2 separate regions of the Homo sapiens genome follow, and region 2 is linked to region 1. A link is a loop called in an ENCODE intact Hi-C map of the cell type or tissue named here. Cell type or tissue: IMR-90. All regions are shown on one strand.

Region 1 (8,000 bases):
TAGCTGGTACTACAGAGGTGCATGCCACCATGCCTGGCTAATTTTTAAATTTTTCTGTAGAGACAGAATCTTGCTATGTTGCTTAGGATGGTCTTGAACCCCTGGCCTCAAGCAGTCCTCCCACTTCAGCCTCCCAAAGTGCTGGCATTACAGGTGTGCGTCTCCATGCCCAGTCCTGTCTGTTTCATTTTTAAAAATATTTTTTTGAGTTGTAAAACAGCAAGTTAAAATTATACAAATCCTATACAAAGCTAAATGTTGAGTGAAATTATTTTTCTTGCTTTCTGGTTACCCAAAAAAAGTATTGGTTGGGCAAATTGCCTATTGTGGATCAGAGGGTGGGGCTTTAACAGGAACATAATGACAACCACAGGGCTTTGTTGATTGGCTTTGTTGCAGGCCTTCCATTAAGTTCATTTGAAGTACATCCTTTAATATTCCCCATATGGGTCTGTGAGTAGTAGGACCATTGTTTACATTGGTAAAAATTTTGATCTTTGAATGCCTGAAAATGTCTTATTTTGCCTTAATGATTGAATAATACTTAGTTGGTCATAAGATTATTGATTTACAGCTGTTTTCCTTAGAACTTTGAAGATTTTTACATTGTTGGCCTTGACGTTTATTTTTAAGACGTTTCCTAAGCATCTAATTGTTGTTCCTTTAAGAGTTTTGCTTTATTCTGATGTTTTTCTGTTCCATCATAATGTATCTAGATGTGGATTTATCTTTCTCCTGCTCATGCTTTCTATCTAAGGACTTTTTCTCTAATTCTGGAAGATCTCTCCAAATATTGTATCTTCATAATTTTTTTTCCATTCTTTTCAGAAATTGATATTAGATATATATTGGAGCTGGCCAATCTATCTTACAGGCCTTTCAACCGAACCTTAATTTTAGAGAACAGACTCTTCTCTCCCATGCTTCCTCTTAGGTAAAGTAAGATAACAGCTCCTTGCCATTATCTTCAAATTTACTGTTCATTTTTAATATGTCACGTATAGATTTGAACTCATTCATTGAGTTTTTCTAGTTCAGTTGACTGTACTTTTATTTTCTAAGATTCTTAATTGTTTTTTATATCTACCTGTTCTTACTCTGCTTTTTAATTTTCATAAATTTATAATTGTTTAAATGGATGCTTCTTTATTCATCTCATTATCCTGAACATATTTATCTTATTTTATTTTTTACTTTTTTACAGACAGTCTCATTCTCTTGCCTAGGCTGGAGTGCAGTGTCACAATCATAGCTCACTACAGCCTCAAACTCCTGGGCTCAAGTGATCATCCCACTCCAGTCTCCCAAGTTGCTGAGATTATAGATGTGAGCCACTGCACCTGGCTCTAAACATTTTTATTTTAAAGTCTTTGTATGACTGTTCTATGAAATTAATTTCATGTGGGCTGAATTTATAATTGGATGGGGGATTTGGCTTTCTTAGAATTAGATTCTTTTATGTGTTTTGGAATTTTAGTTTGCAGGTTCATTTTGAACTTGAGAGATATTTGCTTTTTATGCTATTTCTTTTATTCTCCCTCTTTGACGGATGCTTTTGTAGTTTCACAGTTACTTTCACCTGGTTCCCCATGCGCAGTCCATAATTAGGTATTATAATGGTGCTTATATTTCCCTGCTCTGTGATGACTTGGGCAGTATCACAGATGCATCGAGTAAGCAGAAAACCTGACTCAATTCTTTTCCTGAGACTTCTTTCCTTCTTTTCTAGGTCCACAGCTGCTGATACCCCTGGGGCCCCAAATAATAGGTCCTCCATCATTTTCTATCGCTTTCTTTTACAAATGTGTGGCTATCTGGGTATTTTCAGAGAAGGGAGGAGGCCCTACCTCAGTCTTTGGCTTGAAGGAGTGAGCCAGACTCCCTTCCCATCTAGCACATGGTAGTTTGGGTTCTCATACCCCTCGCAAGTCCAGTTCTCTGTTGCCCCTGCCTGCTTCTGGCCTGCAGTTCGGTATTTCATTGACCTTCGCCCCACTTTCTTTATTTCTGTTTCTTTCTTAGTTGGTGGAGATTTATCGGGCCTTTAAGGCTGATGACGCTTACTGGTTTTCACTTTTTAAAATTAAATTTTCAATATAAAATATGTGTTTAGATCAGAGGGGCTGTTTTGGAGCTTGAACTTACAGGACTGACTTGACCTGACCTATACCATTTCACTTGGCCCGTCGGCCTTTCTTTGAAGTCCTTTCCCCAGGAATGCCAAGGAACTATTTTATTGCTGTCTCCTGTCCTTTCCTCCTTCTCTTCCAAAGTTTCTTCAGAAATTAAGGGATTTACTTTCTTCCTAGTGTTACCTTGATTGGGCAATGTTCAGAATAAATTTCAGAGCTCCACCTTCAGTGTAAATATCAGTGTTATTCCAAGCTAGGGAGAATAATATTAAGAAATAAGTAAGTTTACAGAAATTATTCTCAGGAACCAATTTTCAGGAGATGTGACATTTGATGTGATGTGTATTCAAGTATAAATTTCCACTTAGCTTTTATATGTGTTATAAAATAGCTGAAAGAGCTTCATGTGTTGTTAGAGTTCTCTTTCTTTTACTTTTGAATAAGAAGTAATATTGTAATAAAAACCTTTTTATATCAAAGCTCTTTAAAAAGCAAATGTTAATAAAACTGGAAATATTTTTTTCTTCATCTTAATAAATCCAGAGAACCAGAAAATATCCGTGCTTCAGGGCACTTTTAAATGTACCGTGAATACTTTACGTTTAAGGATAACACTGTGCAGGAGACACTTCTCCAGCCCTCCTTTACAATCTTTTAAAGACCCACTATAACTTTTCTGTTATTCCAGTAGGTTGTGCTCTTTTGCTCAGATCCAGAACTCTGGTCATGCTAACCAACCAAAGTTAGACAACTTGCAATTCTTTCTTTATGTACAATAGTTTAATATTAACTATTGTTTTCAAAATTAGTATTTATCTTTAAAACAATTATTCTTAAAATCTTTTGAAAGTATGTGCGCATGGTAAAATTTTTGCACAAAGTGAAAGCGATTTCAGCGAAAGCAAATCTCTCTAATTCCAGCCCATGCCTTCAGGCTTCCTCCTCAGAGATGGCCAATGTTGCTGTTCCCTCATGTATCCTTCCTCACATCTTTTATACATGGATATTACCTTTTTCCTCAGTGGTAGCATATCATACGCACTGTTATGAACCTTGTTTTTTACACCTAACAACTAATTTTGGAGCTCATTCCCCATCCATATATACAAAACTGCCTCATGATTTTTTACATTAAAACAGTTAACTATTGCTAGAATCTTGCTGTACTCAACAAAGCATTATGTAGGAGTTGTTAATGTCCATGACATGTTTGTTTTATTTTAGAGTAGGATGAACCCTCTTTCTCTGGCCCTTCTGGTGGGTAGATTTTGAAACTTCATACTCAGAGAGATAACAGAGCAGAGTTCCACTGTGTGGCTCTTCAGTTCTGTGTTTTCAACAATAGGTGGCACCAGCAATTTCTGTATTTGGGCTGTATGTAGAGAGGAAGCATCATCATTTTGATCATTTTTCATTTCATATTGTGTTCACAGATTATTAAGAGCAAAGATGTGTTTACCTGAAGGCCTAGAGGCTTGCACATGGATACATGCATACATAGGGGATTAAGAAGCACTTTGTAGAACGGTACCTGTACTGCGATGCTACAGCTCTTCCCTTGCCCTGGCTGTATTTGCAGCTTCATCTAATGAGACCAGACACTTAGTTAATACATGAGATTTTATAATGATGAATATGATTTTATATACAAAGTAGATCTTTGCAGGTGCATCCTTTTGAGATTTATCGTGGTAGAAATTTGGTCTTGGCTACACATATGAGAATGTATCATTGCACTGGAGGGTTATGTACTCTCAGAGCTTCACCTGTTACATTCGCATGGACAGCCCCTCTCCGGCTCAGCCCCGACTCCTCCCCTATACTCCCTTGTCAGTTGTGCCTAGAGGTCCCGTCAGCATTTAAAACAGCATTTTAAAACTAAATTCATCATCATTCATGAGAGCGGTTCCCATCTTCTTCTTTTTTTTTTTTTTTTTTTTGCCACCTTAGACTTCTCTTTATGAATTTCTACTTTACCCTTTTGTCTTTCAAAAAATTTGCTTTATTTGTATTCCCTGACAACAAGGCCCTGATCACTTGATAACTGTGTGATTCTCCTGGCCCCTTCCCTTTTGTTCTTATAAGTATGGGGAGAAATTCTCCTGGTTTGAGGATGAGAAATGGATACAGTGGGGCTCATCAAAGTTTTCTAAGTTAGACATGTACTGATCCCAACAAATTATGTGATCCCAAACAATTTCAACACAAAGTACATTCCGATGCCACCATTTCTTTGCCTGTGTCCCTCGGGTCCCTGGACAGAACTTGGAAATGGGAAGTGAAGAACATTTCATTCTATGACCCTTAGCAGCATTGTTTTTTAATTGAATCAGAATTGCTTCTCCCTTGCTTTTCCTTCCTCAAGGGAGTTCAGAGCTCCTTGGCTTCACCTGACTTTATGCAGTGGTTTCATCCCATGATAATATGTTGGGTTTCTGTCTTAATAGAACCTTTGGTCTTACAGAAGTCCCGGATAGGTCTGCTGTATATCTTTATCCCAAGACTTTATACATTCCAGAGTTCCTGAAAGCTCTTGCAGTTACTGGCTTTTCCAGGATTCAAGTCACTCTTGCAGTCAATAGGAGATACTCACATGGAATTACTACAGCACACAGAGAATTTTGAGTATTCTTTGGCCCAGAGAATACTGATCGGCCCCATATTTTGCCTTTGTGCTAGGATGGAGCTCCATATCAGAGAGATCAATACAATCTGAAAGTCACTGCCTCTTCCATAAGTCCTGCTTTAAAACCTTCGGTAGCTTTTCTTAATTTTCCTTTCAAGGCTATCATTGTGTGGGCGTAACTTACTTACTTTTTTTTTTTTTTTTTTGGTAACATAACGTGACCCAGAACCATCTTTAGGAGTGTGGCAAATTCTGTCCTGTCTTTCTAGGACGGGGTAAAATAACCTGCCTCAGGATGGAACACCCAACCGAGGGAGGAAGAGAAAACTAGGGGTGCTTGCTTAGGTTGCCAGTTGCTGCAGCAAGACCTGAGGCTCCAGTGCCTCCTTCTGTGCCCGTGCCCATCTGCAAAGCAAAGGCCCAGAACTGCTGTGTCATTCTTCCACAGACCGCTCCCTGCACCAGGCTTCCCCCTTGCATGCAAGAACTCTTGTTTTCCTTCCCAGGATGCTCCTGTTGCTAGTTCTCACCAGATTTATCTCTATATGGCTGAGATCAGCTATGCACCTCTTAAGCATGAATAATTCTGATTCCCTTTAAAACTGGATGGGTCAGTTTTCCAGGAATTTACTCCAAACTAATTAATAATAATTGCCACCACTTACTGAGGCCATGGTGTAAACAGATAACTTTGCATCCACTGTCTTTTTCGTCCTCACCAACAGCTCTTATGTGATAAATATTGTTACTCCTTACTCATTTTTCAGTAGAGGAAACCAAGATTCAGGAGAATTAAGTAACTTGCCTAAGGTCACACAGATAAGGAGTAGCCAGCTAAGGAGACTTGGCTTTTCTCTTGAGACCTTGCTATCTCCAAACTTTGAAGCAATGCTATAGAGTTCTACTTCAGAAGGAAGCAGGAAGCCATATCATTTTCTTATCTTTACCTCTGCTTAGCTCCACCTTACCATTCCCTCCCCCTTAGGCATAGTCGGGTTGTTTCTGTGAGGCGGAGTTTGAGCCAAAGCATAGCACACCCTAACTTTCTCTTGGGAGGAGCTCGTCTTTCTGTTTGAGTTTCAGATGTTGTCTCTGTTGGTAGTTTCTTCATTTATTCAACATATATTTATTATAATGACAACATGCGAAATACTGAGTATGAAGTTGTTAAAAAGATGTATATGGACCTATCTTTACGGAGTTTTATAGTTTAGTTGGGAAGAATGCAGGCTATATCTAAATAAGAACAAAATAATTAACCAAGCAAGAGGTCAGTTTACTTCTGTTCCTTCTTATTGTCAAGATATTGGAAAGCAGAATTAATTTGAGTATCCAATACGTTATCTGTTGAGAAGAGTCACTTTTGTGAATGTGACTGTCTCAGAGGCAGGAATTAGTAATTTAAACCAGCGTATGTTTGAAGTTGATTAAAGGAAAATATTCAGATTCCTGAATAACGATTTAAATGTGCTGGAACATTACCTATTACCCACATATTACATGGCAATATTTTAAAAATCTGGCCAGTGTTAAAATGATAACGTTTCAGGTAGGTGGCGCTAATAAGTGTTCTTGCACTCATAGAATGTTGAGTTAGAAAATGTTGTGGGTTGCTTTGACCTTCTCCTTCCTCATTTCCCCTGAAGAAATTAAAACTCAGAAAAATTGCATATGCAGTCTTCCCCTTACTTCTCAAATTCATGACTCGTAGGATGAATAGACTCTGGTTTATTCAAGGTCTCAAGAGTTCAAGTTGTCAACATTTCACCCTCTCATACATTAGCAATGTCAATGACTTGGAAATTAATATGGTTTGAACTTCATGATTCTTTCCCTTAGATGTGGTTGAAGTACCGTGAGCTCATCATTAAGAAGCAGTTAGTTAGCTTTTCTCTTTAGCCTGCCTTGTCTAAATTTCATCTTCTACTACTAAATGGTTTTACTAGTTATAGTGACTCAAGAGGCAGTTTTACTCTGTGTGACTACTTTAGCAGACCACATTAAAGCATTTATGTTCCTCGTTAGGTTGCAGGAATGAGTTTTCTTAATGCCATCACTGAATTCCAATGGAGGAAATAAATTACTCATGCATTTTCTAATGGTTAAAAAATTTTCCAGTGTCTTGGCTGTCTAGTTCTCATCATGCAGAGGTTCCATTACCAAAGAGTAATTGTATAATTTTGACTAGCAGGTCTATACTACTTAGAAAATCAACTAAATAAAACATTTGAGTCACAGGTCCTAGGCCAAAATTTTAAAGAGCGAAGTATATGAGAGTCAACCTTTTGCAGTTGTAGGGGAAAATGCAAGACTTAGAAGAAAAAAACTGGTCTCATCTTATTAACTTACCAACTTTGTATATATAGGCAAGCTCCTTAACGTCTCTGAGGCTCATTTTCCTTATCTGTAGAAATGAAGACAGCCGTAATAATGCCTGCTTAACTATCTCGTGTGATTATTGTGCAAGTCAAATGAGATTGCAAATGTGAAGGCTTACCAGAAAAATAGTAGGAAGATCTATATAAATAGTATATTATTATAGTTTAAAAATATTGTAGTAATGATAACGATACTCATAGTGATAATCGTGATCTAAATCTTGGCATAGAATTATGTATACCAGAACATTACATTGGTTGGTATATTGACAGTGTTTGAAAAGTGCAAGTCACTAAAAGAATGATTTTGCTGTTCAACATTGATGTCAGTAAATGAAAATAGCTTGAAATACTTCCTTTGTTCCAAAAACAGTTAAAAGCAGCTTTCAAAGATAGAAATAAAAAAAAAAAAACAGAAAAAGATGAAAAACAGGTAAGTGGGGGAATAGGAGAAGGGAAAGTGGGATGTAACAAAGGGTGAAGTTAGGACTCAAAATGCGTCTCGTAAGCCCTGTTCCATTTGCTAGAGGTGTGCCAGAGATTTGGTTCTGGATTTTCCTGTAGCCAATGCGGTGAGAAAACAATCAGCTGTGTAGAATCTTAGTGTCCATAAGGTTAAATAGTGAAGCACAGAACTCTTCCTAATGATGAGACACAAGATAGTGATTTTCCCAGGGAGTCCTCATAAAGAGGACAGTGTATGATGAACGACATCTCACAGAACATCTCAATGGTAAACATTCATACACCTTTGGAAGCTGTCACCAGTGAGACGGCCAGATGACAAATCATTGAAATAGTCACAGTTTGTTAGCAAGCTGTTACTTACTTGGTTATCATCACGATTGAATATTTTTTTAAGAC
Region 2 (8,000 bases), 320 kb after region 1:
AGAAAGGAAGGAAGATGGATTTTAAAAAGCTATTAACTATTTAGGTTGTATGAGTAGAGACAGAAAGTCTAGAATAAGGGATATGTTTGTTCTGTTGTATTTATTCTGTCCTGGTCAGACAGCTGGTTAACTCTGTTAATATTTGGATGTCATTTACATGTAGGCCATTGAGCTTCTGTATTGAGAGTAATTAAGGTGCTGAATGGAATAACATGTTATATGAGAGAGCAGGGACTGATGTTTTAGTAAGTGACTTCTGTGTGTCAAGCAGTGTTAGATGCTTTCTCTGTCTTATCTGATTTAGTTCTCAAAGTAGCCAAGATCACTAAATGGTATTATCCTTATTTTACAGAAAGGAAACTCTACTCAGGAAAGTGAATATACTTGCCCAGTATCACATGGTAGTTGAACTAAAAGCCTCAAGCTCTTTCCACCTAAGTGTCCTCTTACCTGTATAAAAAACTTGGCCTGCCTCTGTAATCTCAGCACCTTGGGAAGCCAAAGTGGGAAGATTGCTTGAGTCCAGGAATTTGAGACTAGCCTGAGCAACATGGTGAGACCCTGTCTCTGAAAAAATTATTGAAAATTAGCTGGATGTGGTGGCCCATGCCTGTGGTCTCAGCTACTTAGGAGGCTGAAGCAAGAGGATTGCTCAAACCCAGGAAATTGAGGCTGCAGTGAGTCATGTTTGTGCCACAGCACTCCATCCTGGGTGACAGAACAAGACTGTCTCAAAATAAATAAATAAATAAATAACAAAACAAAATTTTTTCAGCCTAGAGAAAAACCCACTAAGAGGGGAGGTTCAACAAAGAAGCTAAACCATGCCCCTTCCATGGCTGAAATTCTATGATACTACAGCATTTTGAAGCTTCTCAAATACTAAAAAACAGTAAGAGACTGTGAGCAGTTATTCTGTGTGGTCTAGGAGAGGAGGTGAGGAGTAAACCACAGGGGGGTGGATCTGTAGTTGGCAGATTATAGTTCAACTTGAAGCAAAACTTTTTAAATGATGAGCTCTGAAGCACTCTTTCTAAATGGAGGGTGCTTAATGGTAAGGAAGGATGTTCCCTGTCATCAAAAGGATTTAGACAAAGGCTGGACTGCTACCATGGTATGCAGTAGTGCTGTGCACTTCATTACTATAAGTTTAAATTTAATTAAAATTAAATAAAATTAAAAGTTCCTCAGTTGCATTAGCCACACTTCAAATGCTCATTAGTCACACATGGCTAGTGGCTATCAATTAGTGCAGTGCAGAACCTTTCCATCGTCACAGAAATTTCAACTGGATAGTGTTGCTACAGAGTTGACAGGAAAGGCTTTTGGACCCTAGTTCCTTTTTGCTCTGAAATTCTATGTTTCTTTGAACAATTTCCATAAATCATCATTTCTTACTAAATAATCATTAGTTTTGTTGTGTCCATACTGACACTGATTTTTCATGATCTTATTGAGCTATACCCCAGCATGTGTACCCATTCACGTATTTTGGAGTGCTCATTAATCAGCTATGGATACAATTTTGGGCCTTTGGAGTCACTGCTAACTAAATAGGTATCCCCTATACAGATGTTCAGAACACCCAACTGGACACTTCTGTTCCCAAAGAGATTCCTTCCAATGCCGTTTCTCTAAGTCTTTACTCTCATTTCTCTTTGCAAATTGGTCCTCTTTGCAAATTGGTCATTCCTAAAGGAAATGAATTTGATAGCAGATTGTTAGAGATTAATTACCTATCATATGCCAAAGCCACTTCCTACATGTCAGTGCTAAGGAATCCCCTAGAGATGGAATTCCTAGGTTCAACTGAAAATTAATTGTAATTAATATAATAGGTTAATTCATTGTAATTATTTTTAAGCCTTTTGGCAATGAGTTAATTCCACAAGATCCACATTGCTTGAAGTGTCACAGAGAACACTTGATGAGAATGTTCTAGTAATAAACCTTAACCCTCTGGGGAAAAAATCCTACTGTCTTTCCTTCTGGCTTCGTTTCTTCTGGAACATATTTTGGTGGCATTTGATTTCTGGAGAACAAAGGGATCCCTACAAGGTGATGCATAAACATGCGTGGCCCAGATGGACTGTGCTCATTGGAGACAGGGAAAACAAAAGGCCTTTGATTGTGCCTCGTTTTCTTTGGAAGTGTGTCTTGCTTCAGACTAACAGAATGCCTTTGCTCCTAGAATAAAATGTAATGGAACTGAAAATTGAAGAATCTGGGCCTTTTTCCCTTTCCTAATTATTTCCACTTGACTCACTTAATCTTGGACGATTATTCAGTCATATCTGAAATGAGAAAATGACGGGAGTAAAATTTCCATCTCTTGTTACAAGGGCTTATAAACATTAACAGAATAATCCTGTACAAAAAAAAAAAAAAAAAAAAAACAAATACAAATCACAATTGATGGTGCCTTGTTTTTATAGATTAGAAAAAAATCCCCGCATTGTTAGGGAAGCAGCTCAAATTTCGGCATGCAGTAACCTTGTCAAACCTTGATAGGTGATTTCACTAGTAAGGTTGAAAAACTATCATTTTAAACAAATATTTCATAATGGGAGATTGTATAAAAATGAAGGAGCCAACTTGTTTACTTGCAACTGGATAGGTTGGGAAATTAAGCCCTAAAATAGTTCCTTGAAGATCAGAATCACTAACACTCAGAGGCTCACAAATTGGTTTCCGAGCCTTGGAGTTGTCACAAGTCTATGTCCATGAGCCTTCCTGCAGGTGTAAGAATAAAAGGATTCAAGCAATTCTAATAGTTTCTGAGGGTTAGATTAGGACTCAATGTACAAAAAGTCTTTTTGACAACTGGAGCTGTCTAAAATTGCAGCTAACAACCAAGATGAGGACGTTGCCCCTTACTATACAGTAACAAGCAGCAAAGACTGACAAGCCACTTACAGGTTGCTGTCAGGGAAGTTGGGCATAAGATGGAGGTTTGGACACAGTGACATCTGAAGCCCCTTTCAGTCCTTATTGTTCTGGCAAATTAAGGTCTTAGTTTTAATTTAGTCTCCACACTTAGGCTTTTGGTATTATCCGGGATGGTTCAGAACACCCCACTTTCATTAAACATCTACTTTCCATACTCCTGCTGTACAAAGTTGGCAAAGCAGGTACAGGAGAGAAATGAATGAATCTCATCAGAGCATCTTTTTAAGTGCTGCTGATTGCCTCTCGACATTCTTGAACCAAATCAGAGTAAGTTTAGAATGCCTTCCCCACAAGCCCACTGTGAGCCAAGGATTCAGGTGCATGTGATTTATGAAGGACGCACTTGCAAGAGAACTCAGGAGAGGATGGGGAAAGGGGAAAAAGCAAGGCATGGGTGCCAATTCAGGTAGTCTCAGCCTAGCCCAATCCCACAGGGAGCTCTGGAACATAACGTCTCAGCATTTGTCTCACTTTGAGGCAAAGGAGCACTGTTTAGTAGTGTGTGTGTGTGTGTGTGTGTGTGTGTGTCTGTGTGTGTGTGTGTGTGTTTGGGGGGTGGAGGATGCTAGCCATTGGCTCTAAAGTACACAGAAACTGGGGCACGGACACACCAAAGCTGAGGGGCGGCAGCACATTGCTAATCGAAGGGATCAGAGGGGCGCTGGGTGGGGCATCAGTAGTTTCTGCCACATTTATATCACCTGTAATCTTTGAAAATTCTCCATTAGGAAAGTAAATTACGAAAGGATCACGTTGTCTATTTTAGACATATTCACTAACTAGGAGATTGTAGCTTCCTTTACATAAAGAATTGTGGCTCCTTCTTAGAAATCCAATCGGCAGTTAGTGATTAAATGATTTACCATGATGCTGGTCCCACACTGCTGGCTGCTGTGGAGTTTTAAAAGATTAAGAGGCAGTCAGCCTAGCCCTCGTGGACTGACCAACACAATTGTACAGATTAAATTTATAACAAGAAACAAAGCCCCAGTGCACATGTCCAATCACAGGAGTGTTGAAAGTGGATTCTGCAGTTCTTCTTGTACCCTGAGAGGCGCAGTGTGGACTGGTCTGGTCAGGGGAGTGTTGAAAGTGGATTCTGCAGTTCTTCTTGTACCCTGAGAGGCCCAGTGTGGACTGGTCTGGTCAGGGGAGGTTTCATTCAGGAGGTGAGTCATAAACAGGATCTTGGAGGAGTTACATTAGGAGGAGGGAGTCCGTTCCGGGCAGGAAGAATGAATAGTATGCTACGTGGGAAGTTTGCAGACAGTGAGATAGGCTCTTTTCAGGACCCAGGGAAATATGCATTTATGGTACGTGGTACAGTCACAGTATGGAGGTGCTTAATGTCTTAGCCTTTTGAGACTTGCGTGTTAAGCAGTACATGAAGATATTTGTACCTTGAGTATAGCACGATAAACTCAATTTTAGGAGAGTCCATTTGATATCACAGGATGGATTGGTGAGAGACGAGAGCCTGAGGCAGAAATGCAGCAAGGAGTTGGTATTCGTGGTCCGGCCCCATCGTGCTCTGTGAACCCACCCTCTGTGTGCAGGTACCTGCAGGTTCTCTCCGCCTGGATGTCCAGGAGTCATCTCAGTGTTAACACATTCAAAACCAAATTGCTGATTTACCTCCAACCTGCTCCTTCTGTGATCTCCTTTGCTGTTCCTCGGGCCAAAACTTAAGGCCATGCTTGGCTCCTGTGTTTCTCTCATATTACACAGTGAATTCAGCTCGACCTTCGAAAGAGCACTTTTGAAGGTCGAGCAATTCAGCTGGACCACTTCTCACCCCCTCTGGTTCCCTCAAGCCGTTGGCATCTTTCATCCAGATTGTTGTAATAGCCCCTAACCAGACACACTTGTCCTCTTCCGGTATTCTGCACAGTAATCAGAGTGAATCTTTTATAAGATAAACCACTTTGTTTCCTGCTTACACACTTCCAGTGGTTCACCATTACAAGGAAAGCAAATACGGAATCTTCATGTGCTTGAAGGCCTCACATGATCTGACCTCTGGCAATTTGTCCAGCCCTGCATCCTGCACCCTTCCTCTTGCTCCCTTGCTCACTCCTCTCCAATGACTGTTTTCAGAACCCATCAGTTTGTTTCCTCGGTAGATTTCATGCCTTTCTCCATATCTTGCTCCATCGCTTCATTCAGGTTTCAGCCCAGAATGTCCAGTCTACAGAGGCCTTCCCTGACCTCCACATCTAGAATAGCATGTGGGGAGCATGTAGATAGAGGTGTGCATCATCCCTACAGAGTATGACTGAGCTCTCTGGAAGGAGTGAGGACCAAAAAAATGACAGTGGAAGAATGGGGAAGAGGAAGAGAAAGGGAAGGAAGTCAGAATCAGGAGAAAGAGTAAAGGGAGGTATCCTGTCTTAGCAAGGGATACTGAGTTCAGTGACTCCCTGGGTCAAGATCATCTCATTCAGGATCAGAAAGTTACCATGACAGTGCCCCATCCTGAGAACCAGGGGTGATCGTCAAGGGAAAGGAGACGGGGCCCTGGGACCACTGTGTGTGTGCTTAGGATGCAAATGGTGAGGAATGATGAGCACCATGCTTTATTTTTGTCAATTGCAGGCATTCATGTTACTAGGCCAGGATGCAACCAAGTGACAAACCTGCAGGGGAGGGGACAGTGAAAACCAAACAGAAGTGGTCCATTCTGTTTTATTGCTTCAATCTCTACTCCAACAAAGACCGCTTTCCCTAAAGGGCATGGTGTCAGAATATACACAGTGGTGATAAGGTATGCTAGAGACTTTTCCAGAGAACTTGGCTACCCAGGTTCTTTCCCTCCTAGAACAAGCTCTGAATGACAGGCTTCCGGCTAGAATATCAAAGAGTCAGGCGGGGCTCAGTGGCTCATGCCTGTAATCCCAGCACTTTGGGAGGCCGAGGCGGACGGATCACAAGGTCAGGAGATCAAGACTATCCTAGCTAACATGGTGAAACCCCATCTCTACTAAAAATAGCAAAAAAAAAAAAAAGAAAAAAATTTAACCGGGCGTGGCGGCAGGCGCCTATAGTCCCAGCTACTCGGGAGGCTGAGGCAGGAGAATGGCATGAACCTGGGAGGCAGAGCTTGCAGTGAGCCGAGATCGCGCCACTGCACTCCGGCCTGGGAGACAGAGCAAGACTCCGTCTCAAAAAAAAAAAAAAGAGTCATAAGAGGAAGAGAAACTGTGTTAGCCTGTGCAGTGTAGTGTGGTGTGGACACAAGGAGAAAGTTGGGGGTGGGCTGTTTTATGAGCCAGTATAATGTAATGTCTGAGAGCATAATTTGGGATTCCCTCTAACACACCGAAATCCAAGCCTGACATTTAGTAGCTGTGTAATTTATTTTAGATTTCTCATCTCTACAGTGGAAGTCACAATAGTATGTACTCCATAGAGTTGTGAGGCACACAGTATCCAACACACTGTAGAGATTGGTGTATATTTATTTAATTGAAATGCAGTGTTTAAAAGTGCTTCCTGTTGACTATGCACATCCAGCCCTTTTCTGTGGGATTCAACCGCACGATGCTTTCTCCTTCCTGACCTGAAACAAACGGTCATATGGTAGTGGTTTTAAAGCACATTGTAATAGTATCTGTATCAGTCAGGGTTCTCCAGAAAAAGAGACTCACCAAGATAAATATCTATATATTATGTGTGTAGGAGTGTGGAGAGAGATAATAATTTCAAGAAATTGGCTTCTGAGATTATGGGGGCTGACAAGTCAGAAATTTGTAGGGCAGGCCGAAAACTCTTGGGCAAGAACTGATGCTGCATTCCAGAGGCAGAATTTATTCTTTTTTTAGTGAAACTTTAGTTTCTTTTGCTCTTCAGGCTTTTCACTGATTGGATGAGTCTTGCCCAGATTGTAGGGGATAATCTTCTGTTTTTAAAGTCAACTGACTGTAGATGTTAAGCCCATCAAGAGAATTCCACAGTACAGCAGTCACACACCTAGATGAGTGATTGAATAACTGGATACTAAAGTCTAGCACGTTAACACCTAAAACTAACCAGCACAGTAGTCACACCTCACAGCTCATATGGGCTCTCAAAGAAGGGGAGACAAAGTGCCTATGAGACTGTGGATATTTATGGTGGAGCCCCTGTAAGAGTTTCCTATTGTACCAAGACTAAGAGACTTATTGGGGAATGCAGGGTGACCTCAGACCTCATTTCTTCCTTCTCTCTCAGTGTTACACCCCACCCCAGCCATGCTGACCTCCTTGAAATTCCCTCCTTCTGGAACTCTCTTGCTCTTCATCCTTAGCTAATTTCTCCAACTCCTCAAGTCTTTCCTCAAATATCTCTTCTCAAAAAGGTCAAAATTCCCCCTATCACTCCCAATCTCATCTACCTTTATCTTCTTTTTCTTTTTTCCATAGCACTTGGCACCTTCTCTACAATTTATTTAGTTAGTTTACTGTTTATTATCTGACTTCTCTAGAATGTAAACTTCTCTGAAGGAGTCTTTGTTTTGATTGCTGTTGTATTTCTGGCCCCTAGAACAGTGCCTGGCATATGGTTGAGGCCCAATAAATATTTGTTCGACAAATGAATGAGAAGGATACATCAGGGCAGAGCCACTCTGGAACCAATGGAGTGTGGTTAGGGCAGCTGAGCTGAATGATTCCAGGAACGCCGTTCACATAGATTACAATGTGAACAAAGGTCCTTGGTGTCATGCAACACGGCAGTCCTTTGAAATAGGTGAATTGACAATCAGTGGTTTCAAATTCCACTTTTCTCCGCAAAGAGCAGTCAAGGCTTTGTAAAGGGCAAGTTCTTTGCTCTCTGCTAACAGCAGGTAATAAACTAGACTGAAATTTTTTAACCTTTTTTATCCCTGTGAAAGAAAATACAATCCAAGTTGTTTTTAAGAAATGAGCCTCATTTAACCATGTATTATTATGAGGTCTGAAGAAAGTCAGATGTGTTATATAGGAAATTTAAGAATTTCTTCGCGTTTATGGCCCTGGGCTTAATGGTTACTTCTCACAGGAGATAACATAAACTTTTAAGGTCCAGATGTCCCA

What was found. A loop is a pair of places that touch in the nucleus more often than their neighbours do. Peaks named below come from ENCODE experiments on the same cell type or tissue, not always from the same donor. Only the 100,000 strongest peaks of a DNase experiment are listed, where the experiment ranks them.
Region 2: it touches region 1 in a loop (2.4-fold over the local background); 2 of 110 quality-filtered maps call a loop at or near these places.

Annotation. Positions count from the first base shown.
Region 1 is chr9:4,224,271-4,232,270 of GRCh38, reverse strand. The region is part of intron 2 of GLIS3 (GLIS family zinc finger 3); the gene reads left to right. Among named protein-coding and RNA genes, the nearest start is that of GLIS3-AS2, 71 kb to the left of the region's middle. In IMR-90, CTCF peaks have their summits at 2,834, 3,471 (motif pointing right) and 6,314; DNase peaks (open chromatin) are centred at 3,470 and 6,740; H3K27ac peaks cover 196 bases.
Region 2 is chr9:3,903,103-3,911,102 of GRCh38, reverse strand. All of the region lies in intron 6 of GLIS3 (GLIS family zinc finger 3), which reads left to right. Among named protein-coding and RNA genes, the nearest start is that of GLIS3-AS1, 8.5 kb to the right of the region's middle. In IMR-90, no CTCF peak of the experiment used is centred here; a DNase peak (open chromatin) is centred at 4,142; H3K27ac peaks cover 683 bases.